Regions from separate parts of the Homo sapiens genome. Here region 1 is linked to region 2. The links are chromatin loops, found by intact Hi-C in ENCODE. Cell type or tissue: pancreas. All regions are shown on one strand. Links, peaks and the distances in the headings refer to the core of each region. The heading gives the core; the rest is flanking DNA.

What was found. Peaks named below come from ENCODE experiments on the same cell type or tissue, not always from the same donor. Only the 100,000 strongest peaks of a DNase experiment are listed, where the experiment ranks them.
Region 1: a loop joins it to region 2, with 5 times the contacts of the local background. A loop is called at or near these places in 2 of 110 quality-filtered maps.

Annotation. Positions count from the first base shown.
Region 1 is chr12:53,018,167-53,034,467 of GRCh38, reverse strand. EIF4B (eukaryotic translation initiation factor 4B) reads right to left here. Exons shown (of 15, transcript NM_001417.7): 3 at 15,462-15,670; 4 at 14,442-14,558; 5 at 12,608-12,662; 6 at 11,841-11,975; 7 at 6,549-6,686; 8 at 6,280-6,453; 9 at 434-662. Among named protein-coding and RNA genes, the nearest start is that of EIF4B, 20 kb to the right of the region's middle. In pancreas, for the core only: no CTCF peak of the experiment used is centred there; no DNase peak of the experiment used is centred there.
Region 2 is chr12:53,460,952-53,468,951 of GRCh38, reverse strand. It overlaps PCBP2 (poly(rC) binding protein 2), which reads right to left. Exons shown (of 15, transcript NM_031989.5): 7 at 7,809-7,937; 8 at 6,385-6,459; 9 at 4,100-4,192; 10 at 2,979-3,020; 11 at 1,659-1,731; 12 at 1,109-1,147; 13 at 120-175. It overlaps PCBP2-OT1 (PCBP2 overlapping transcript 1), which reads right to left and starts at 4,484. Exons shown (of 1, transcript NR_109828.1): 1 at 3,895-4,484. In pancreas, for the core only: no CTCF peak of the experiment used is centred there; no DNase peak of the experiment used is centred there.

The DNA of each region.
Region 1 (16,301 bases), core at 6,155-14,154, 440 kb after region 2:
AGCTACAGACATTAAGACACACTTTGGCCCTAAATACTTCAGCAAGAATCAACTAATATGGTTAAGAACAGTATCCTACATAATCTACAATACTGCCCTTCTTTACTAATCAACACAGTTCTACAAGCCACTCATTACCAGGCCTAGTTTTTCAGGGCAATTACTTATTATAGTAGGTCTCTAGCCTTTTAGATACAATACCAGCTTTTAATAGTAAACACTTTTGTAATGGACAGGGAACAACTCTTCATTGTGTAAAACTGTCCCTAACACTGCATACTGCCTAACACCCCTGGCCACAGCCCACTAAATGCCCATCAGTGACAACCACTAATGTGATAACGACACAAATTTCCCAAATGCCCCTGGGGATGTAATGCCCCCATTACGAACCACCGGATTCCTAGATGGGATATCCATCAAGACAACACACCTCTCCCGAGGCCGTCGTTCTAGTTTTGGCTCATCCAGCTGACGCTGCAACTTCTCTTGTTCCTTCTGTAGCCGTTCTTCTACTTCTCTTTCTCTAGCAGCTGTGTCAACAGGCTTTGCCCCTCCAAAGATAGAAGCAGCTCGAGTGGACTGGGAGGTACTAGCAGAGGAATCATCTTCCTTAGGAGTACTCCGAGGCTTTAGATTCAGTTTGGGTCTTTGGGGGGGACCTAAGTTAAATGAAACTTTAAGTAATAGTTTTCCAATCACCAGAAGCTGATGGCTGAAAGCCAGATTTCTCAGATATAACTCCTATGAAATGCTACATGAGATTCAAGTTAGTGGCCTAACCAATCCACAGAAGGCAAATAGATCATTAGAAAACAGGTAGTTTAGGCTGGGCATGGTGGCTCACGCCTGTAATCCCAGCACTTTGGGAGGCCGAGGCGGGTGGATCACAAGGCCAAGAGATCGAGACTATCCTGGACAACATGGTGAAACCCCGTCTCTACTAAAAATACAAAAATTAGCTGGGCGTTGGGGCGCGCACCTGTAGTCCCAGCTACTCAGGAGGCTGAGGCAAGAGAATTGCTTGAACCTGGGAGGCAGAGGTTGCAGTGAGCCAAGATCGAGCTACTGCACTTCAGCCTGGTGACAGAGCAAGGCTCCGTCTCAAAAATAAAAAAAAGAAAAAAAAAAAAGAAAATAGGTAGCTCAGGCTGGGCGTGGTGGCTCACGTCTGTAATCCCGATACTTTGGGAGGCCGAGGCGGGTGGATCACCTGGGGTCGGGAGTTCGAGACCAACACAACCAACATGGAGAAACCCCGTCTCTAGTAAAAATAAAAAATTAGCCAGGCATGGTGGTGCATGCCTATAATCCCAGCTACTCGGGAGGCTGAGGCAGGAGAATCGCTTGAACCTGGGAGGCAGAGGTTGTGGTGAGCCAGGATCGCACCACTGCACTCCAGCCCTCCAGGCTGGAAAACAAAAGCAAAACTACGCCTAAAATAAATAAATAAAAATAAATAAAAATAAAAATAGGTGGCATAAATAACCAAGTTCTGGCCGGGCGCAATGGCTCACGCCTGTAATCCCAGCACTTTGGGGGGCTGAGGCGGGCGGATCACCTGAGATCAGGAGTTCGAGACCAGCCTGACCAATATGGAGAAACCCCATCTCTACTAAAAATACAAAATTAGCCAGGAGTGGTGGCACATGCCTGTAGTCCCAGCTACTCAGGAGACTGAGGCAGGAGAATCGCTTGAACCCACCGGGGAGGCGGAGGTTGCAGTGAGCTGAGAACACACCACTGCACTCCAAACTGGGCAACAAGTGCCAAACTCCATCTCAAAAAAAAAAAAAAACAAAAAAACCCAAGTTCAATTACTCTTCTACCACATCCATGATGTAGTACAAGACCACAGGAAAGACTAAAAATGGTAAACATTTAAGTAATAAATTAATAATCTATCAAGACTTCTTTTATATGGGAAGAAATTTTTGACCATCATTAAACTACTGGATGAAAGTATCTTGCTCCGAAATCTGCATGTTAAGAACTAATACAATATGATAGGGAAGATTCTAGTTCTTTATTTTTTTTGAGACAGTCTCGCTCTGTCACCCAGGCTGGAGGGCAGTGGTGTGATCTCAACTCACTGCAACCTCTGCCTCCCTGATTTTCCTGCCTCAGCTTCCTCAGTAGCTGGGAGTATAGGCACGTGGCACCATGCCCAACTAATTTTTGTATTTTTAGTAGAGATGGGGCTTCACCATGTTGGCCAGGCTGGTCTTGAACTCCCGACCTCAAGTGATCCGCTTGCCTTGGCTTCCCAAAGTGCTGTTACAGATGTGAGCCACCACGCCCAGCCAGGAAGACTCTAGATCTTATACCCTTGTCTCTGTGTATAATATAAATTTGGCAGGTGGTTCATGGGGCAAAGCATGTAACACTGAACAAATAAACTCTTAAGGCAGGCAGTCTGATTTCTTCCTCAATTCAAGTTGTCAGAACACTTTCAAGAGAAACCTAAGTGTTTCAAGGAAGTTAAATTTCTAAAAATGATTGTTTGTCCTAAATATTTTGGATATACAAAAGATACAGAGAATATAAAGAAAGCCTATGTATACAATCACCTGGCTTAAGTAATGTAACCTTAACAAAGAGGTAAAACCTCCTGATGACATGACCAGCTGTACTCTGTCCTCTAAATAACCACTAGATGGTGACTTCATCATGCCCACACTTGATTTTATACTTTTACTACATATGCACATAGTACCTGTAGATAGAGGGTACTGTTTAACAAGATCTAAATTTTCTACGAGGGCTTTAAGCCGACAGTTTATATATGTTCCTAAACATATTTTAAATCTGTGTTATAGCCCCGTCACTTTTGTAAGATAAAATAGGGGCTCAGAAAAAGTAGCTCATTTAAGATATTAATAAAAGAACGCAGCCGGGCACAGTGGCTCACGCCTGTAATCCCAGCACTTTGGTAGGCCGAGGGCAAGTGGATCACTTGAACTTGGAAGTTTAAAACCAGCCTGGGCAATGTGGAGAAACCCCATCTTTAGAAAAAATATCAAAATTAGCCAGGCATATGGCACGCACCTCTAGTCCCAGCTACTGGGGAGGATGAGGAAGGAGGATCACTTGAGCTCAGAAGGCTGAGGCTACAGTTAACCATGATTATGTCACAGCAATTCTAGCCTGGGCGACAGAGTGAGATCCTGTCTCAAGAAGAAAAAAGTAAAGGCTGGGCAAACAGTGAAGGCCCGTGTATGTCAGAGGTATAGAGAAAGGGCTATGTTCCAGGCCATGGGGAAACTAGACAGGTCTAAACAGGAGAATAAGGTAATTAGATCTTATGCCAGAAAGACAACTGACAACTGGGGCCAATGTGAAGAACGGAGCAAGAAAGGGAACTCTGTTAGGAGGCAATGGCCAGTAACGTGGGTGCAGCAATGAGGCCTCAACGAAGGTAGCAGCAGCAACTAGAGACAAGAGGGCAAATCTTAGAGGGAATGGGGGGGTAAGAGCAAGAAGAGAAATAAAAAATTAGGTATGCAGCTCTTGGTGGGGAGGTAAGGGACAGTGTGAGAGAGGAAAAGGTCAGAAGTCAAGGAGAACATGAGGCCCACATCTGAGCCTCCACTTTTCTAACTTGTAATTTTACCTATACCACACAGAAGTCTTAGAATTAAACAATACTTGTACAAGCCCTCAGCTCACTGATGGAACAGAGTAAATGGTTAATAAATGTTAGCTATTATTTTTAGGCTTCTTGCTTGAGGAAATCGCTTTTAAGAACGTAGTTTTTTCACTGGGCGCAGTGGCCCACGCCTGTAATCCCAGCACTTTGGGAGGCCGAGGCGGGCGAATCACAAGGTCAAGAGATCCAGACCATCCTGGCCAACATGGTGCAACCCCGTCTCTACTAAAAATACAAAAATTAGCCGGGCGTGGTGGCAAGCCCAGCTACTTGGGAAGCTGAGGCAGGAGAATCACTTGAACCTGGGAGGCAGAGGTTGCAGTGAGCCGAGATCGCGCCATTGCACTCTAGCCTGGGCAACTAGAGAGAGACTCCGTCTCAAAAAAAAAAAAAAAAAAAAAAAAAGAATATAATTTTTTAAAACCTATTTCCTATTTTATTATTTTTTAGATGGGGTCTCACTATGTTGCCCAAGCTGAAATGAGACCTTGGCTAACTGCAGCCTTGACCTCCCAGGCTCAAGCGACCCTCCTACCTCAGTCTCCTAAGACACGGGGACTACAGGCACATGCTACCACGCTCAGCTAACTTTTATATTTTTTGCAGAGATGGGGTCTCACTATGTTGCCCAAGCTGAAATGAGACCTTGGCTAACTGCAGCCTTGACCTCCCAGGCTCAAGCGACCCTCCTACCTCAGTCTCCTAAGACACGGGGACTACAGGCACATGCTACCACGCTCAGCTAACTTTTGTATTTTTTGCAGAGATGGGGTCTCACTATGTTGCCAGGGCTTGTCTTGAACTCCTGGACTCAAGTGATCCTCCTGCCTTGGCCTCTCAAAGTGCTGGAATCACAAATGTGAGCCACCATGGCTGGCCTAAGTTTTTTTTAAAAAAAACAAACATTGAATTATTATTATTATTTTGAGGAAGGAGTAAAGACTTCACCATTTTCTGAGGGAGAAGGAAAGACCTCACTGCAATAGAATTGCCATATGGCTCTGATGAATTCTGTCATCTCACTGTGTTTTATTAGTTGTCCAGATCGATTTTCCTTTCTTGGGGAATCACAGGAGATGATGGATATAAAGCCATTGCCACAAAGTTTAGGACTAACACAAAGATGTTAAAGATAGGAAAAATTTGGCCGGGCACGGTGGCTCATGCCTGTAATCCCAACACTTTGGGAGGCCAAGGCAGGCGGATCACGAGGTCAAGAGATTGAGACCAGCCTGGCCAACATGGTGAAACCCTGTCTCTACTAAAACTACAAAAATTAGCTGGGCATGGTGGCGTGCACCTGTAGTCCCAGCTACTCGGGAGGCTGAGGCAAGAGAATTGCTTGAACCTAGGACGCAAAGGTTGCAGTGAGCTGAGATCATGCCACTGCACTCCAGCCTGGCAACAAACAGAGCAAGACTCCGTCTCAAAAAAAAAAAAATAAAATAAAAAAAGGATAGAAAAAATTCTGGGCCAGATACCATAACCTTTTATATGACATCACTGAAGTTAGAACACAAATGGTGGCCATTTATTAGTATTTTATAACAGGTTAGATTTGTAACACAGTTTACATTTTATATCTTATAGTATTAGGGGCATAATTTTAGAATAGGTGCACCAAAATCTCACCTTTATAATTAATGAACATCAATTATTGTGGTATAATGGTACAGAAAGCAATCCTTTTTTTTTTTTGAGACAGTCTCACTGTCGCCCAGGCTGGAGTGCAGTGGTGCGATCTCAGCTCGCTGCAACCTCTGCCTCTGGGCTCAAGCAATTCTCCTGCCTCAGCCACCCGAGTAGCTGGGATGATAGGTATGTGCCACTACGGCCACCTAATTTTTGTATTTTTAGTACAGACGGGGTTTCACCATGTTGGCTAGGCTGGTCTCGAACTCTTGACCTCAAATGATCTGCCCACCTTGGCCTTCCAAAGTGCTGAGATTACAGGTGTGAGCCACTGCACCTGGCCTTAATGCTTCGTTTTTAACCCCATAGTACCAATTATGGGCTACAGGACTATGTTTAATCTGAATTTCATTTCCCTTACTTGGAAAATGGAGCTAAAACCATCTGTTTTAAGTGTAATTTACTGAGATCACAACATAACAGTATCTGGCAACTTTTTTTTCCATTTCTACTGTTTATTCAATAAATTTTAACTGAAAAATCTATCTGTGAAGGCATATGAGATGAAAACAATTCGACTGCTGTGTTTCCACTGATGTCATCCTTAGCCAATGCTTTTTTTTTTTTTTTGAGATGGGGAGTCTCACTCTGTCACCCAGGCTGGAGTGCAGCGGCGCCATCTCCACTCACTGCAAGCTCTGCCTCCCGGGTTCCCACCATTCTTCTCTCTCAGCCTCCCTAGTAGCTGGGACTACAGGTGTCTGCCACCACACCTGGTAGAGACGGGGTTTCACCATTAGCCAGGATGGTCTCGATCTCCTGACCTTGTGATCTGCCCACACCTGGCCAGCCAATGCTCTTTCTACTATGCTTTGCTGCTTCCTGTACAATGTGCAAATTATATTTGTGCCCAACTCAGTAGTTCGTAACACAATCACAAATTTTCCGTAGTTTTCCCAGTTTCTGCTCCATGAAGTACGTAAAAAGAAAACTATTACCTCTATCATCACGCCTATAATCATCCCGAGAGTAATCATCTCTGGAGCTCCACGACCGATCATCCCGTCTGTCATATCGGTCTTCATAGCGGTCCCCGCCTCCTCTGTAGTCATCATCCCTGCGATACCCACTGCCAAATGCTCTTCTGCCACTGCCTATCCGGGAATCATAGCCTGTAAATATATCCCAAATTATAATCATCACAGCGGAGGGGGAAAAAAAAAAGGCAAAGTTACTGAAAGAGCAATTCGACATGTTTTACAATTACCTCTATCATAGTCTCTGCTGCCTCGGTCATCATAGCGATCCCGGCCACCATATCGATCCATATCCCGGCGTGGGCCATCCCGATACCCATCCCGATACCCATCCCGATACCGGTCTGAATCATAACGATCTCGATACTCTAGAGGAAACAGACAAGTAACACCATCCCCTTTTCTCTGACACCATTAATAGAAACACGGTAAGCTATCAGTCCAATTTGGAAGAATCTGTTTATTTAAATTTTCTATCTGATTTCTTCAAAAAGTTTCCCTGGTGAAATAATTGTTGCTCAGCTAATAATTTGGGAAGGGTGGGTTGGAAATTAAAAAATCCCTAAATATTCCATAATGAATTTCCAGAAGGAGAAGAGGTTTACATGCAAAAACAAAAAACAAAACAAAGCACAAGACACTAAAACAATACAGTTGGGAATCTCCCATGTTTGATCCCAAAGACCACTTATTTTTTAATTAAAAAAATTTTTTTAGCTGGTCACGGTGGCTCATGCCTGTAATCCCAGCAGCACTTTGGGAGCCCGAGGTGGGCAGATCACGAGTTCAAGAGATCGAGACCATCCTGGCCAACATGGTGAAACCCCGTCTCTACTAAGGATACAAAAATTAGCTGGGCGTGGTGACGCACACCTGCAGTCCCAGCTACTTGGGAGGATGAGACAAGAGAATGGTGTGAACCCGGGAGGCGGAGGTTGCGCTGAGATCATGCCCCCGCACTCCAGCCTGGCGAGAGAGTGAGACTATGTCTCAAAAAAAAAAAAAAAAAAAATTTTTTTTTTTTTTGAGAGACAGTCTCTCTCTGCTGCCCAGGCTGGTCTTGGACTCCCGGGCTTAAGCAATCCTCCAGCCTTGGTCTCCCAAAGTGCTGGGATTATAGGCCTGAGCCGTAACACCCAGCCTCAAAGATCACTTTAAGAGGCAAACAAAATGAGAAACAATATATGCAACATATGACTAACAGGACATAATTTTCTATTGAATTTTAGGAGCTTAAATCAATTTCTGCACTGCTGATCATAATTTTAAATGGTACAAATACACTTTGGGAGGTTGAGGTTGGTGGATTGCCTGAGCTCAGGGGTTTGAGACCAGCCTGGGCAACATGGTGAAACCACAACTCTATCAAATATACAAAAAATTAGCCGGGCATGGTGGTGCAGGCCTGTGGTCCCAGCTACTTGGGAGGATGAGGTGGAAGGATCACTTGAGCCAGGGAGGCAGAGGTTGCAATGATCCAAGATTGTGCCAAGGCACTCCAGCCTGGGTGACAGAGTGAGACTTCCTCTCAAAATAAATAAATAAATCAATAAATTAGTATAAATACTGAAAGTTGTATTAGAACTATGCATGAAAAGATTTGAAGTCATGTATACCCTTCTTGACCAACAATTTAATTTCTTGAAATTCACTGAGGAAATAATTGGATGTGTGATAAAGATACATGTACAAAGACATTCATTGCAATGTTGTTTATGTTATAAACTATATTTTACACACACATGTGCATTTCAGTATCAGAGGACCCTAAATACTAGAAATCTGTATAAAGAAACGTAGTAGCTCAGATAGCAAACTGTGGGTAGCGTTATGTTGTTTGTAAAAGGGATAGCTGCTATTTAGCTCCAGCTGACTGTTGCTAGGATCTTCCAATTTTCTGAGAGAAGCTGGCAACCCAGATTTTAAAGTTAAAAAAAAAATCTGAATTTCTAAATATAAATTAACTAACTAAAACAACCTACACGTTTTAAGAGCTGATAATTTATGTATGGGGGACAAACAGGGATCTTTTTCTTTCTCTTTTTTTTTTGAGACGGAGTCTCACTCTGTCGCCCAAGCTGGAGTGCAGTGGCACAATCGCGGGCTCACTGCAACCTCCACCTCCCGGGTCCAAGCGATTCTCTTGCCTCAGCCTCCCCAGTAGCTGAGGTTACACGTGTCCGGCTAATTTTTTTTTTGTATTTTTAGTAGGGACAGGGTTTCACCGTGTTAGCCAGGATGGTCTCAATCTCCTGACCTCATGATCCGCCCGCCTCCGCCTCCCAAAGTGCTGGGATTACAGGCGTGAGCCACCATGCCCGGCCAGGGATCTTTTTCTTGTGGCTGCTGTCTTTTAAATAATGATTTCATTTTGGAAACCACATAATTTTTACTGACCAGACATAACATTTCCTGGTATTATAAACTTTATATATTAAAGAACATGCTAATGTTAGTAAAATGATTATAGAAATGATCTAAAACAGGACACATATAAGAAAATCAGCCCTGTGTTTATTTTGAAATGTGGTTTTAATTTCTGGAGATGCGATTTACACTTAATTTTATTTGGGTAATACTGAAATTATGATAAGCTTGTGTTTCCTGAGAAAGCATAGATCCATGCTGGAGAAAAGCAGCACATGCTATTACTGACATTTCATAGGAATACTGAGTGTAATACCCCCCAACACCCCTCGGGGTTCTCTTTTTGGCCTAATGCTTGGGACAGGAGTCTCTGGATCTTTAATTCAGGTTAACTAAGTTGACTTTGGGGCAGCTTTGGATAACAACAGCACACTCACTCGTTATCCATTCTGCTTGCTCTAAATTCAAGGTTTCAGGTGAGAAAAGTCATGCCCCTGGACTCAAAACAGGACCCTTGGTCTGATTGTCTGCTTTTTCTTTCAAGAGCCATTTCTTCCTGTTAACAATAGAATCTCTTGCATAAATGCTGAAGTTAATCACCTCACATAGTTCTCCCCAAGGCTTTGCTGTGTCACAAAGTCATGTAAAAAGTCAGATATAAACTTGCTGATTTATCCTTCTTTCAGACCTATGACCCATTCTTCTTCCTTCTACATCTTAAAAGGTTAAGGACTCTCCTCTAAAAGGAATTATACATATCCCTTACTGCTTCCCCAATTATATTTAGTACAAAGCTCAAAAGGTACCTCACAAAATTAAAATGCTTGTGCTGGGAGCGCTGGCTCACACCTGTAATCCCAGCATTTTGGGAGGTCAAGGCAGGCAGATCATCTGAGGTAAGGAGTTAGAGACCAGCTGGCCAACGTGGTGAAACCCCATCTCTACTAAAAAATACAAAAATTAGCCAGGTGTGGTGGTGCGCATCTGTAATCCCAGCTACTCAGGAGGCTGAGGCATGAGGAACACCCTGAACCTGGCAGGCAGAGGTTGCAGTGAGCCAAGATTGCCACTGCACTCCAGTCTGGGCAACACAGAGAGACTGTGTCAAAACAAAACAAAACAAAACAAAACAAAGAGCTTGTAAATTTAAGTTGGTCTGTTTTTACTTAAACTATTTCAAACATACAGAAAAGTAAAGACACCATTATAACAAACTTATGAACCTATTACTTAGGTTTAGTGAATGTCATATTTTGCCATGTTTGTTTTTTGTTTAAAAGAAATATGTTACAGACTAAAAACAGAATTTTCCCTATCCCCACCAACAATTAAAAGGGTGGTTAAATTACCATGCGTAGCTTTATAATTTTACAACTTATGCATTAATACTACATGGTATTGTTTTCAAATTTATACACAATTTTTTTCCCCTTAATGTAACAGGTTTTGAATTTTATCCCTGTTGTTATGCTATTAAGTATTTGATTACAGACAAACCACTATTTATTTATTTTTACTAGGTAGTAGCTTCTTTCCATTTTAAAAATAGTGTGGTCTACTTTTGTGTATTTTAATAAAGTTGCATAATTTTCCCCATAAAGGTCTTTGTTAAAGTGATGTATGTAATTAATCTCTACTCCTACCCCATGATATTTCCCACTCACCTATCTTTCCGCACCCCAACTGTTTAATTATTCACACACTGTCTCTTCCCTCCACTATAATAATGTATGCCCAATAAAGACAGGATTTTCTTGTTTTTGTTCACTGCTGTATCTTGAGCATTTAAGTGAATCAATTTTTATTAGAAAAAAATTACACTGCTGTATCTTTGTTCACTGCTATATCTTGAGTATTTTTAAAGTGAATCAATATTTTTATTTTAGAAAGTTACATTTTAGGCCAGGTGCAGTGGCTCATGCCTGTAATCCCAGCACTTTGGGAGGCTGAAGCAGGAGGATCACCTGAGGTCAGGAGTTCGAGACCAGCCTGACCAACATGGAGAAACCCCATCTCTACTAAGAATACAAAATTAGCCAGGCATGGTGGCACATGCCTGTAATCCCAGCTACTCGGGAGGCTGAGGCAGGAGAATCGCTTGAACCTAGGAGGCGGAGGTTGAGGTGACCTGAGATCATGCCATTGCACTCCGGCCTGGGCAACAAGAGCGAAACTCTGTCTCAAAAAAAAAAAAAAAAAAAAAATTTTACATTTTAATTGTTTGCTACAAGCATATAGTAATGCAACTGATGGGCCAGGCGCAGTGGCTCACGCCTGTAATCCCAGCACTTTGGGAGGCCAAGGCGGGCGGATCATGAGGTCAAGAGATCAAGACTATCCTGGCCAACATGGTGAAACCCCATCTCTACTAAAAATACAAAAATTAGCTGGGTGTGGTGGCGCGCGCCTGTAGTCCCAGCTACTTGGGAGGCTGAGGCAGGAGAATCACTTGAATCCAGGAGGTGGAGGTTGCAGTGAGCCAAGGTCACGCCACTGCACTCCAGCCTGGGCGACACAGCGAGACTCCGTCTCAAAAATATATATATATATCAAAAAGTAATGCAACTGATCTTTGTATGCTGCTCTTCACTCAGCAATCATGCTGAACTCTTATTTCAAATAGCTCACTTTGTAGAATCTGTTGGATTTTTTTTTTTGAGACAGGGTCTCGCTCTGTCACCCAGTCTAGACCTCCTGGGCTCAAGGAGTCCTCTTGCCTCAGCTTGCTGAACAGCTAGGACTGCAGGTGCGTACCACCACGTCAGCTTTTTCTTTTTCTTTTTGGTAGACAGGGTCTTGTTTTGTCGCCCAGGCTGCTCTCAAACTCCTGGCCTTAAGCAATCCACCTGCCTTGACCTCCCAAAGCGTTGGGATTATAGCCACCATGCCCAGTTTGGGTTTCTTTATAAACAATTGTCTCCAAAAAAAGAGAAATGTCTGTCCCTTTGTTTGGTTAAGTTTTCAAAAAAAATTATTAATTTATCAAATTCGTTTCCTGCATCTATCAGTTCTTTCAGATACTATCCAAAATTTTTCTTAATCTGCTTTCCTCCTTCTATCTGTTAATGTGATCTGATCATCTGTAACACATTTGTCCTATTACTAAATAGCCTCCCAAAGCACAGAGGAAGCTAACTTCATAAAAACAAACTTACTGTCTCCAAAGCTATCATCACCTCTTCTAGGTGGGTAGTCATCAAAGCTGTCTGTAGCAGGACGAGCCCTCCAGTCTGTATCTGTTTTGTCAGAATCCCGATTTCTATCACGGCCAAAAGAACGATCATCCCTGTCTACAGATACATTAAAACAAAAACCGTAAGTTATCTCATAAAAACTTTGCCCAATATTTCTCACACATAGAAAACCCCCATTTTACCCTATTTTTCACTTTCACGTCACACTGTCATCCCAGTTACCTCAGGCCCCATAAGTACATGCTCCAATTCAACCCCAGGTGGCTCTTTTCCTCCCGTTTTTTCCTATTGGTTTAATGCTTAGCTATCTCAAATTCTGTATGGGCCAGGAGTCCCTGAAACATATACAAATTAGGTCCCCTTTGTGACCAACGTGCTGTTAGGCAGCTAATCTATTTATCATCTATTTAATGTTCATCTAGATCAATCAGTCTTCTCAATCTTGACATGCATTTTGGGCTGCATAATTCTTTGTTGATGGGGACTGTCCTATTCCCTATAGAATTAACCCCTGGATTCTACTTATGTCAGCAGCACTCCCTCCAATTGTGACAACTACAATGTCTTCAAACATTGCCAGAAGTCCCCTGTGGGGCAAAACTGATTGAAAACTGTTACTGTAGATTCAGGCAGGCCCACCACTACCCCTATTCAAATTTTCTGGGAAAGGATGGCTTGGTGTCATCCTGGGACCATTACCAAACAGAAATCTCTACCAGTTTCCTTACCTTTATCCTGTGCTTGATCAGCAACGTCCACTCGAATTCTCCTGTTACCTAGAGACTGAGAGCATAGGACCATATTAACCAACCTTTTGCCCCATTATGCACAAATCCCTTGAGTGACCTTGAACGTCTGGGCATAGCAGAAGCACTAGGGGAAGGAAGATAAAGGAAAACACTGTAATCTAGCTAACACTCCAATTTGTGGGCTAAAGAGTCCTTTAAAAGACTTAAAAGTTAAACAAATTTAAGCTGGCCTTGAATATTAGGTCAATTATACTATTTTTACAAAGCTTAATTTCACAGAATAGAATTAACTTTTTAACTATCCAAGGTAATTTGTCAAGTGTAGTAAATTAAAAATAATTCTCACATAACTAGCTGAATAAAAGGCATATTTGGTGCCACAACAATTATTTATCAAAATTTATAGAAGCCAGGTGCAGTGGCATGTACCTACAGTCTCAGCTATTTGGGAGGCTGAGGCTGGAGGATCACTTAAGCCCAGGAGTTCAAATCCAGCCTGGGCAATATAGCGAGACACTGTCTCTTAAAAACAAAAACACCCAACACATTTATAGAGCCTCTACTACTACTATGTACCAGCAAAATTGCATAAAGCATGCTTTGTCTACAATCTTAGGTTCTTTCACTCAGTATTACCTTCAGATAAATCAGTTCTTCCAGAGATACCCTCTGACTTCCCTTTCCCACATCATTATTTATATACTTTGAACCCAATTAATTCTATTGCTGATTTTTCCTCATTTCATAGTAGAATCTACAGTTGAAGGATAACAATGATTTTTAGTTAAAAATACCCAAAACTATATTAAACACCACTATAATGAAATCTCTAGTAACAAAGTAACTCTTAACTATGGACCACAACAATATATTAATAGTTAATCTAGTAAACATCAAATAGTTAACAATTGCATGGTATTCTTTTTCTTATCCAGACTGAGTAAAGTTAGAGACCAGTAATGTTAATAAAAATCTAAAAATAATCCAGTAAGAGTAACTCTGGAACAAGATTAGACCTTCATATGCATTTAACTAAGTACATTAATTTTTATCTCTATTTCACACTGACTACAGGTTATCATGATGGTAATCAATTATGAGGCAGCAAAACTATTTCTAAGAGGTGTTGATTTCAATCATGTCATATGGCAAAATAGGACTACAGAAATATGGCACAAATGGCACTAGAAATTGCCTTATCAATAAACAATAAGGTGTTTTTGGAGTTAAAGGAGGAAAAAAGTCTTTTTTCTTCTGAGATATAAGCCCCTCAAGTCCTGGGACAGGAAAACCTTTGTGGGCAGTGTTGACAAGCAGAAGGACTAGATATTTATTGTCACTCTCCTGTAAAATATTCCTTTGTAGGAAATGTTTCCAAATCCTCTTAAATGAACAAATATACCATTACAACACTTCCCTGAAAATGAGATATGCCTTTAATACTAAACAAACTTGATTTTTCTATTTGCCTTTATCAGGCCAGATTACTTTGAAAAAGCAATGCCATAAGAGTTGAGGCAACACTGTGGGTAAATCAGTGTAAGACTTAATTAGAGACCTGGTGTGTGGTGGGTTTCTTCCACAACTTTCCACCTAAGTACCTATCTAAATTATTGGGGCCTACTGAATTTGCTGAAGTGTGACTTGCTAGATGTTCGATGTTAAGTGATACACTGTTAAATAATGCAGGCCTTTATTTGTAGATATGGGAATCTTTGAAGTGAGCCTCTCAACCTAAAAAATACCAGTTTGATCAATAAACATGAGATTTGTGAACTTACACCCCTCATATCCCCACTCTTATTTTCTTTACCTCTTCATTGAGACTCAGGGCACTGAGCAGGGAATCCAGGTCCTCAAATTCAGCATAACCAAAACCTTTCAACCTCTCTGGATTGCTGGGTTCACGTGGTAAACGCACTGCACTGATCTGAAGGAATAAGAATCAACAACAAAGTTTCCCAGCATTCTTCTTCATTTGTCATTTTTTGAGAGGACTACAAAAGCATTACTGTATGTGCATGAATTTTTCTGAATACACAAGAACATGGTTGTCTCAGGAGGAAAACTGATGCAGAGGGATAGTAGAAACTTTACTAAATGCCCTATTATACCTTCTGAATTTTGAACTGTATGAATTTAACTCTAAAAAAAAAAAAAAAAAGATTAATTCAGGCCAGGTGCAGTGGCTCATGCCTGTAGTCCCAGCACTTTGGGAGGCCGAAGCAGGTGGATCCTCTGAGGTCAGGAGTTCAAGACCAGCCTGACCAACATAGTGCAACCCTATCTCTACTAAATACAAAAAATTAGCTGGGCATGTAATCCACTGTACTCCAGCCTGGATGACAGAATGAGACTCTGTCTCAAAAAAAAAAAAAAAAAAAAAAAAGAAAAAAAAAAAATATATATATATATAATTTTGATTTTATTTTTTTTCTTTGAGATGGTGTTTCACTCTTGTTGCCCAGGCTGGAGTGCAATGGCGCAATCTCGGCTCACCACAACCTCCGTCTTCCAGGTTCAAGCAATTCTCCTACCTCAGCCTCCCAAGTAGCTGGGATTACAGACGTGTACCACCACGCCCAGCTAATTTTTGTATTCTTAGTAGAGACAGGGTCTCACCACGTTAGCCAGGCTGGACTCGAATTCCTGACCTCAAATGATCCACCCGCCTCAGACTCCCAGAGTGCTGGGATTACAGGCGTGAGCCACCATTCCCGGCCTTAAATTATATTTCTAGTTGTTTTTTCAACAGCAACTGCCCATTCCACAATTAGTCTTTTTTAGACATTATCCTCAATATCTAGTTAATTATTACAACTTTTACACTTACATTTAATCCTCGAAAGAATTCCTTAATTGACTCTTCTGTAACATCATAGGGTAGGTTTCCTAGAAAAGCAGTGTAGGGTGGCGATTTGGGAAGACGGCTCCGGTCGATATTGGGTTCCCGAGCAGCCCGTGGAGCAGTGGGAAGGATGGAACGGTCAATTGGAGGCGCCCTATACACATCGTCATCGTTACTGTGCCAAGTGGTCGAAACTAGGATAGAGGAATGAATGTAAGAAATTAGAAGAAACTTCTCTCACTACTGTCATAGAACAAGAGGACCCATGTTAATTGCCAAATATTAAACATGCTATACAAGAAAACCAGACCAAAAAAAGTGGGGGTTCAGTAATAAGGGCACTTTACGAAGAGAAGCTTCTGAGATTAATTATGACACCTTAATCTTTATGTAAGCAAAGAAATATTATTCCATAAATACAACTCTTTATGGAATATTACTGTGTGCCAGCTACTTTATATTCATTATATCCCATCTTATCTTTTTAACAGTCCTGTGAGGTTGTCCCCCATTCTACAGAAAAGCAAACTCAGATTTCAGACAGTAATTTGCCCAAGGTCACAGACGGTAAAGCTAGGATTCAAACCTGGGTCCCTCTTACTCCAGGTATATTTAACCACTACTGACAACTCTTGTATTCCTAGTGGTGAGTTTGAAGTTGAGTATTTTTCTGCATGGTCTATCCTCCCTTAAAAACAACAACAGGCCTGGCTCGGTGGCTCACACCTATAATCCCAACACTTCGGGAGGCCAAGGTGGGTGATCACCTGAGGTCAGGTTTGAGACCAGCCTGACCATTATGGTGAAACCCTGTCTCTACTAAAA
Region 2 (8,000 bases), core at 1-8,000:
CAGCCTGGGCTGTTTAAAAAAAAAAAAAAAAAAAGGGTAGCAGGACACTGCTGAAACGACATCTATTTCTTTACAGTCTATTTTCTTATTTTCATCCCATGCAACCTAACTACACTTACATCGTTTGGAATGGTGAGTTCATGAGAAGTAGTCTGAGCAGATGCATCCAAACCTGCTAAAAGACAGAAGAGAGCAAGCAAATTCAATGCACAGCATTCAAAACCTCACTGACTTGCACATTAAACTAACAGAAGGAAATAAACTGGAAACCCAGCATCATTAGCTGTTGGGATTCATCACTAACTTGGAAGCCTCCAAAGAGGAAAGAGTGGGGGAGAAGGGTGTAGAAATAATGCTCGAAAGGTTCTTCTGTACACTCAGAAGAGCTGATTTCATGCCATTTCCTGCAAAGCCCAGCCTATTAGGGATGGGGGATGGAAGCAAGGGCAAGGGAGTGTGGTATCCTCAAAAAGGACCAATGTCTAAACAAGTCCTTCTGTACTTCTACCCCTTTCCTGTTGTGTTCCAAATTGTATCTCACCTGATGCTCACTAGCACCAGTGCCAATATTATGCCTGTTAATGGGTACCATGGACTTCTGGCACACATGCAGAGTTGCTTTAAATATACCTGTATCAGATTAATCCCCTCCACCCCCTATTCTCCTAACCTAGACTGGAAGGTCAGATAGAATGAAATGGCAGTCAGGTGAGGGGACTTCATTTCTCCAGATTTAGTCCCTGTCTTTTGTTCAATAATTTTGTTCTGGCTTTCATTTTGTTTTCCAAAGAAAAAGAAAGAAAAAAAAATCCCATCAGCAAATACCCGTACCCATCTTTAACAACACCTGGACTGAACCAGGCCAGCTGGCTAACACTCAAGCTTAGTCCTGATCTCAGCTATGGCTGCTGTCTCATCATTTTTAGAAGGGGGTTGGCCAGATCCATCAAGGGACCCTCGGGGGCTCCAGGCCCACCCCTTTGCTCTCTCAGCTCCTCTCTGCCATGTGCATGTTGCTGGTATGGTTCATGGGCAGTGAAACAAGACTCCCACCAGTTTATTAATATAACAGTAGAATACTACAGATTTTTTTTTTTTTAATCATTACCCCAATAGCCTTTCACCTCTGGAGAGCTGGATTCAATGCCTGTTAAGATACAAGTGAAAATGAGTTTGGTGGTCTCATCCTAACCCTATCGGACAAGTTATTCCTTATACAGAAAAGCCCCAAAAACGAAACAAAATAAAAACAAAAACAAAAACAAAAAAAACACTACACAATTTGGCACAAATGGATGGTCTCTACCCAAGCCTGTGAATTGCTGGTGGAGAGAAAGGGGGTGCTGATCAGATCAAGGGGGCAGCAGTCAGGATGGGCTCAAAGAAATATCAGCCTACCCTTTGCCTGACAAGCATCCCCAAACCTCACCCCCAAACCTTCCAGGGCTTTTTTTTTCTTTTAGAATAACTGACCCCAAATGAAAACCACGTTAACAAACACATTACCTCCTTGGGCTTAGCCATAGTAGACAGGCAAGTTTAAACCAGCAGGATGCTGGATAACGAAGTTTGTTTTAAACAGATGTCAAGCTGAGACCTTGGGACTGGCCTCTCTCTTGCACTACACCTTACAGAAATAAACACTGAGGTATCCATACCACTGAATCCGGTGTTGCCATGCGTCATGGGAAAATGAGACTGTTGCATTGCCAACTGGTGCAGCTTGGTCAACTGCAAGGAGGAAACAGGAGGTTGGCATTAGAAGATTTAACAGAGCCAGGGCTCAAGCACATTCGAATTTGAAAATGCAGGTCCTGATTCCCAAAATTGACTCTACTACTCAAACTACAACAGAGGGTAGGGATGGGGCTTGCATCACAATCCTGGGGATTGGCAGAATATGAAGGGTAAGGGTTAGAAATAGAATGGGTGCCTGGAAGAGAATGAATGCCTTTTGGGTGTGGGAATAGAAAAGCAACAGCACTTGCCCAACGACCATCCCCCTTGGAGGCTACTTAATGAAGGTAGTTTGCAGCCATTGCAACAGTTGCCGCAGGGACAAGCACAGACAGGCTAGGTAAACAAACTGTGCAGTGGTGCTAGGGAAAACACACCATGCAGGGTTTCATCAGTATTGGGGAGAGGGAAGGAGATGAGGGGGGCAGGGAGACTGCAAGGAGGAGAGAGGTGAAGAAACCATACTGGGTTTAGTCCCATCACCGCCACCACTGACTACTACAGCTATTTTTATTCATCTATATAAACTGTCCTGACTGTCATAAAATAATCCTTCTTCACGTCTACTTCCCTCTCTCCTGGGGCCTACCACTAACCAAGACCGAAACTCAACTTCCCAAGTCTAATAATGCTCAGCACCTGAAAAGGTTAGTAAGGATAAAAGAAAAGTGCAGAAAAAAATGCCCTTGAAGTCTAAATACCGGCACTTTTAAATAGGAGGTTTTAGCAGCAAGAAAGGTTTGAGTTGAATTCTGAAATGTTCAGGTTCCTATCCCTCTCTGTGTAACATAAGCCCCTTCCCCATCCCTCCAAATACTTTTCAAATTGTCATCTCAGATTGAGGAGTTCCCAAGGGCAAACCCAACCTCCCATTACCCTCATGGAAAAGAGAACTGCATGCAAGGAAGCACAGTCCCAATGTCAATTTAAACTATGCCCTGAGATAACAAATCACAGTATACCATGGAACATTTCCCTTTTAGAAACAGGGTAATCTGAAACACAGGGGGAAAGGAGAAGCTAATGTGCTGAATTAAATTTCAGGGGTTAAATGTTAAAAGGCAAACAAGGCATTACCCTGATTAAAGGGCTAAAATATGGGATTGACCTTGTGAAGAAAACAACTTAATACTGCAAATGCTGAAGACCCAACTCACTTCTGGCTACTTGGGAGAGAGGAGTGAGACAATTTTGGATGGGAGAGGGAGCTTTTCAAAACAAGAAGTGAAAACAAAACTTACATCTGGCTGTGGAATGGCATACTGTCCTTGAATGGTATAGGCCTACAAAAGGAGGAAAACAGTTCCTATTAAAAACCAATCACGGACAGCCACCCAGTGGGGGGAAAAAGACATTTCAACTAGCCAGGAAGCCAGAGTTGAACTAGAGAATGGGGGAGGCCAGAGATTGAGGCAGTAGATGGAATCTCACAAATATGGTCAGACCCAAATTGGCCTTCTTTGAACCCTAAATATGACTTTGTTCCGGGGAATCCTATAAAGGTAGCCAAGTTCCCTGCAATCAAAGGCAAAATATACATAACTGTTTCTTAATGAAAATGTGGGAAGTGAGATTAGCAATGCCTCGACTGACCAAGCCCCACTCTTCCTCCCTGTATACAAGATAGCCTAGGAGGAATAATGATCTCTTCCCTCACCACCCCAACCCTTCTACCAATTGTGGTGATGTGGAAGATCTCTAACTGCACAAACCTACATGGTATGTTTTAAAACACTTCCCTTTCTCCAACTTATTTCTCTATCTGCCTAAAGACCTTAAGAACACTGGATGCTAGCTGAGTCCCTAACAGTAGGGAGCTGATCACAGGTAAACAAAAACCACTGGGTTCTAATTCCTGTCTTCTCCCACCTCCCCTCCATAGGCATTTGCAGCTCCCACTATGCCCTCCTCCCCCCCACAACATAACCTCCCAAAAAGGGAGCTGGGTCTTCAGGGCAATGGGGTAGGGAAAAGGAGGAAAGGAAAAGGGAACAGGGAGGGAGGGGATGGAAGGAGTGGCTGGTTAACAGGATGTGAAGTTTCTCACATCACAGTGGCCAGTACCCCCAAAAGTACACCCAGGTGGGGGTGGAAGGAAGGTGAAAATGGGGTGGGAGGAGTGGGAGAGGGGAAGAGGGGTTGAACAAAAAAAAAATTAAAAAAAAAAAAAAAGTTGGTGTTACCATCTGGTGGGCTACGCGGCCTGGGTGAAATGAGGTTGGGGGGGTCAGTCCAGGTCCCCGTGGACAGGTGGTGTCCACAGCACCAAAAATCACCAGCGCCACTGGCCCCCCGTGTGTTGGCAGTCTCGGCTGAGGCGGAAGGATTGAGTGAGCCTTGGAGACTGAACATCCCCTCTCACCTCTAGAGGTGGTCCCTCCAGGTCAGGGTTGAGGCACATGGACGGGGTGGTGTGGGGAAAGCTCGCACTGTCGCTGCCTGTGCTGTACCTGTCCTGTGGATAAATAGAGGATTTCAGTCTCCAGGGCTGTCAATCCGGCACCTTGTCACCAGCATGAAATTCACACAAAAAAAGTTGTTTATTTTTTTCCTTTTTCCTTTAAAAAGGAGCTCAGACACAATTTGAAACGAGCTGTAATCAGTGAATTAAAAAAAAAAGTTACCTAGTGGCAGATTTCACACTGCACAATTGGGCTATTTTCAATAAGAATGAAGGGGTGGGGCAACAGAGCTGATGCCAGCTCCTGGTCAGTGTGGGATTAAGTTGAACCCCTACAGAGCCCACTTTGCCACAAAGGAACAAAAGACACAGGTCCATCTGTGGACATTGTATATTTAAAAAGGCCTGTGGGAACAATCCATGACAGGGCCACTCATAGAAGAAGCTGCAAATTTTTAGACGGTGGTCATCAACTAAATAAAGGGGAGGGAGGGAGGGAGGGTGGGTAGGGAAGCAAAGAGGTATGAAGGGGGAGGTGTGATGGGGAGTGGAAAAAAAAGGAAGTGAAGGAAGAATTTTAAGTACAGAGGATTGCTGCCACCCAGTATGGGACTCTATTCCAAAGGGGGAGTGGGAGAATCCAGAAGAGCAGGAACCTGGAGTTCCTGGGAAAGAAAAACTCCTAAGGCTAAATCCTTCTGGCGACACTGACTCTGGGCCTTTGCTTATCCTGCCCAACTCTGACTAACTAGACTGAGAGCCCTTTGAACAAACCAGTTTGTACTTTTCTAAAAGCAAGGTACTAAACTGACTCAAGGTTAACACTGTGACATAACCGACCTTCCTGTGAAACCTCTCATAACTACACGACAAACTAAACCTCTAAAAACTTGTTCATTTTTATGCCAATTCAACACAATGTGAAAGAGATGGACTCCCAAGTTTATGCTTGCCCTCTAAATGGCTCCCAGATCAAACGCAGGTAAGATGGAACTAGTTAACTAAATATGCTTGTAACAGACCAGCCCCAAGTGGGAAAAGGTGTTTTGAGCAACGCACTTGCTTAGGCAGCTACCAAAATCAGTCACTATTTCAACCTGAATCCCAATGCAGTTGTCCCTAGGTGTCCCTACGTTATTGGTGGGAGATTAGTCCTAGGATTCCCCCCATAGAAACAAATATCCATGGATATTCAAGTCTTTTACATAAAATGGTATAGTACTTGCATATAACCTAAGCATATCCTCCCACATATTTTAATCATCTCTAGGTTACTTATAATACCTAATACAATGTAAATACTATGTAAATACTTGTTATACTCTATTGTTTAATGACAAAACAAAGCCTGTACATGTTCAGTACAGATACAACCACCCATTTTTTTCCCTGAATACTTTTGATCTGAGGTAGGTTGAAGGTGGAACCCACAAAGGGCCAACTGTATTTTAAAACCTGATCTACCTACTCCTCAAATACAATCAGAGCATAGGACTACCATGGTCCTTCAATGCTTCTGTCATAATAATCTAACTTCAGAATAGTCCACGTGCCAAAGATCAAGAGTTTAGGTTGATGAGGAAGGAGCAGAGAGGCCACGGTGGTGCTTTGGTGTTCTTACTCTAACACCAAAGGTCACGGCACCACAGCCCAACATGCTCACCCCCCTTCTATTCTTGCACACTGAACTCTTACCCCAGCTGATTTCAGTTATGCCATGTGGGTTCAAACCAGTGTTTATGAGGTTAAGAGCCTAGGGGACAACACACTGGAGTTTGGGAGTGAAGGGGTAGGAGTAGGGGAGGTGAGGTGGAGGGAAGGGGAAGTTTGTAGGACACTCAAATTCAGGACCCCCAAATTTTGAGACCACCATCCAGAATCTCCTTCAGAGGTCCAACTCTTTGCTACCTTTTATTTAGACCTCTAAATATCACCCCACACACATAAAACATGGATGGGGTGGGGACAGGGAGAGAAGTAGAGACAGTAAGTCAATTCAACTCTTATATTCTAACCCAACCCACAAGTAAGTTACCTCTTCCGAGTGCCTACAAAACTTCCATTGCCTGCTAAAAATTAAGGCATTCAGCTTTCTCCAGTACAAAAATAAAACTAAAAGCCGGTCAAACTATGGCCAGAGTATAGGTTTCAGCAAGCATGCAGAGTGGCTTGGTGTGATGCTGGCAAAGTTGACATTTCAAATATAATCTCTGTTCATTCTAGCCCACAAATGAGAATTTTCTTACCTGACCACCTGCAAAGATGACCGGAGAGCTGGACGGCTTGGGCCGGTACGGGATGGTCACGCCCTTCGGGGGGGACTGGGAGAGAGTCAGAGGGGAAAAAAACAAAAAGAGATAAGGTTTCAAAGCTGCTTCAGCTGTGTGGCTTTAGCTCACACAGGTCAGTTAAATTAAAAACTATTTCCATCCCCTTACCTACCAAATTGTCTCTGGCTAGATCTAATCTCAATTTATCTACTGAAAGTTATTTGCCTTTAATGCAGTAAGTCCAAGGACTACACAATTCAAACTGATTCTCATCAAGGGAGATGTCCATGTAATAATCTTCGGCACTATTTCCAAAATTTTAGATAAATTTAATGGACATGAAAAACTGTTAAACGTATATTTTTGTTGATAATTTTTAGTATCTCACATTTTTTTGGCCTGAATAGGAAATAAGGTCAAAACTGCAAATAAAGTACTCAAGTGTTATGTCTAGAATAATACAGACACTATCTATAAATAGTTCAAAGGCTCAATCAAGGTTTTTCTAATCTCTACTTGAAAATTCCAGTTTCCAGGTTGGGTGCATCGGCTCATGCTGGTAATACCAGTACTTTGGAAGGCTGAGGCGGGTGGATGGCTTGAGCTCAGGAGTTCAAGACCAGCCTGGGCAACATGGCAAAATCCCGTCTCTACAAAAAATAAAAAAAATTAGCCAGGTGTGGTGGCGCATGCCTGTAGACCAAGCTACTGGGGAGACAGGTGAGAGGATCGCTTAAGCCTGATAGGCAGAGGTTGCAGTGAGCCGATACTGCACCACTGCACTCCAGTCTGGGTGACAAAGTGAACCCGTCACACACACACACACACGAAAAAATTCGTTTCATTTCTCACCAATGAAACCAACTCCATATCACAAATCTGAAAAGGCTTAATTTTCCTGAATTTTGCTATTCTTTTAATAGAATAATAGTGTATAATCAGGACCTTGTAAGTCATTCGGAAACATCATCATACATACATTTTTCTACTCTATGTAACACTTTGAATACCCTCCTACAAAGTGACAAGTTGTTAAAGAACATGTCAAATTTCCATGTAACCAAAATACAGTAATTCAAAAAGTAATTTAACTCAGCTACTCAGGAACTCAAATAAATCTCTGGCCTCCTTAGTCCATGCAGTGCATCTTCTCCCCGACTCTGCTACAACTGCTGTGAACCAAAAGATCACTGCTGCTTAGCAGTTTCTATTTTTGCTCACAGACCATAAGAAAAGTCAAAGCTAGGGGAAGGAAAATATGAACTCAGGGAACCTTTTAGCCCCACCCCCACTGGAAGCCTTAACAGCCTCACTTAATTCTAGTCTTACTAAATATAGATCAGTCCCTCTGTCCCCAGAATGGCCCTCCCCCCATTTTCAGCATGAGCCTGAGGGCTTACCTCCAACATGACCACGCAGATCTGTTTGACACACTCAATGATGGATTGTGGAATGCCAGCAATAGTGATGGCCCGCTCAGTTGAGTTGGGTAGCATATCCCCTGCCACCTGGACCTGAGCCCCTGTACTCTTTGGAGTAAAAAGAAATTCAAAATCAGAGAAAAACAGTTCATGCTCTTCCAATTCCTCCAG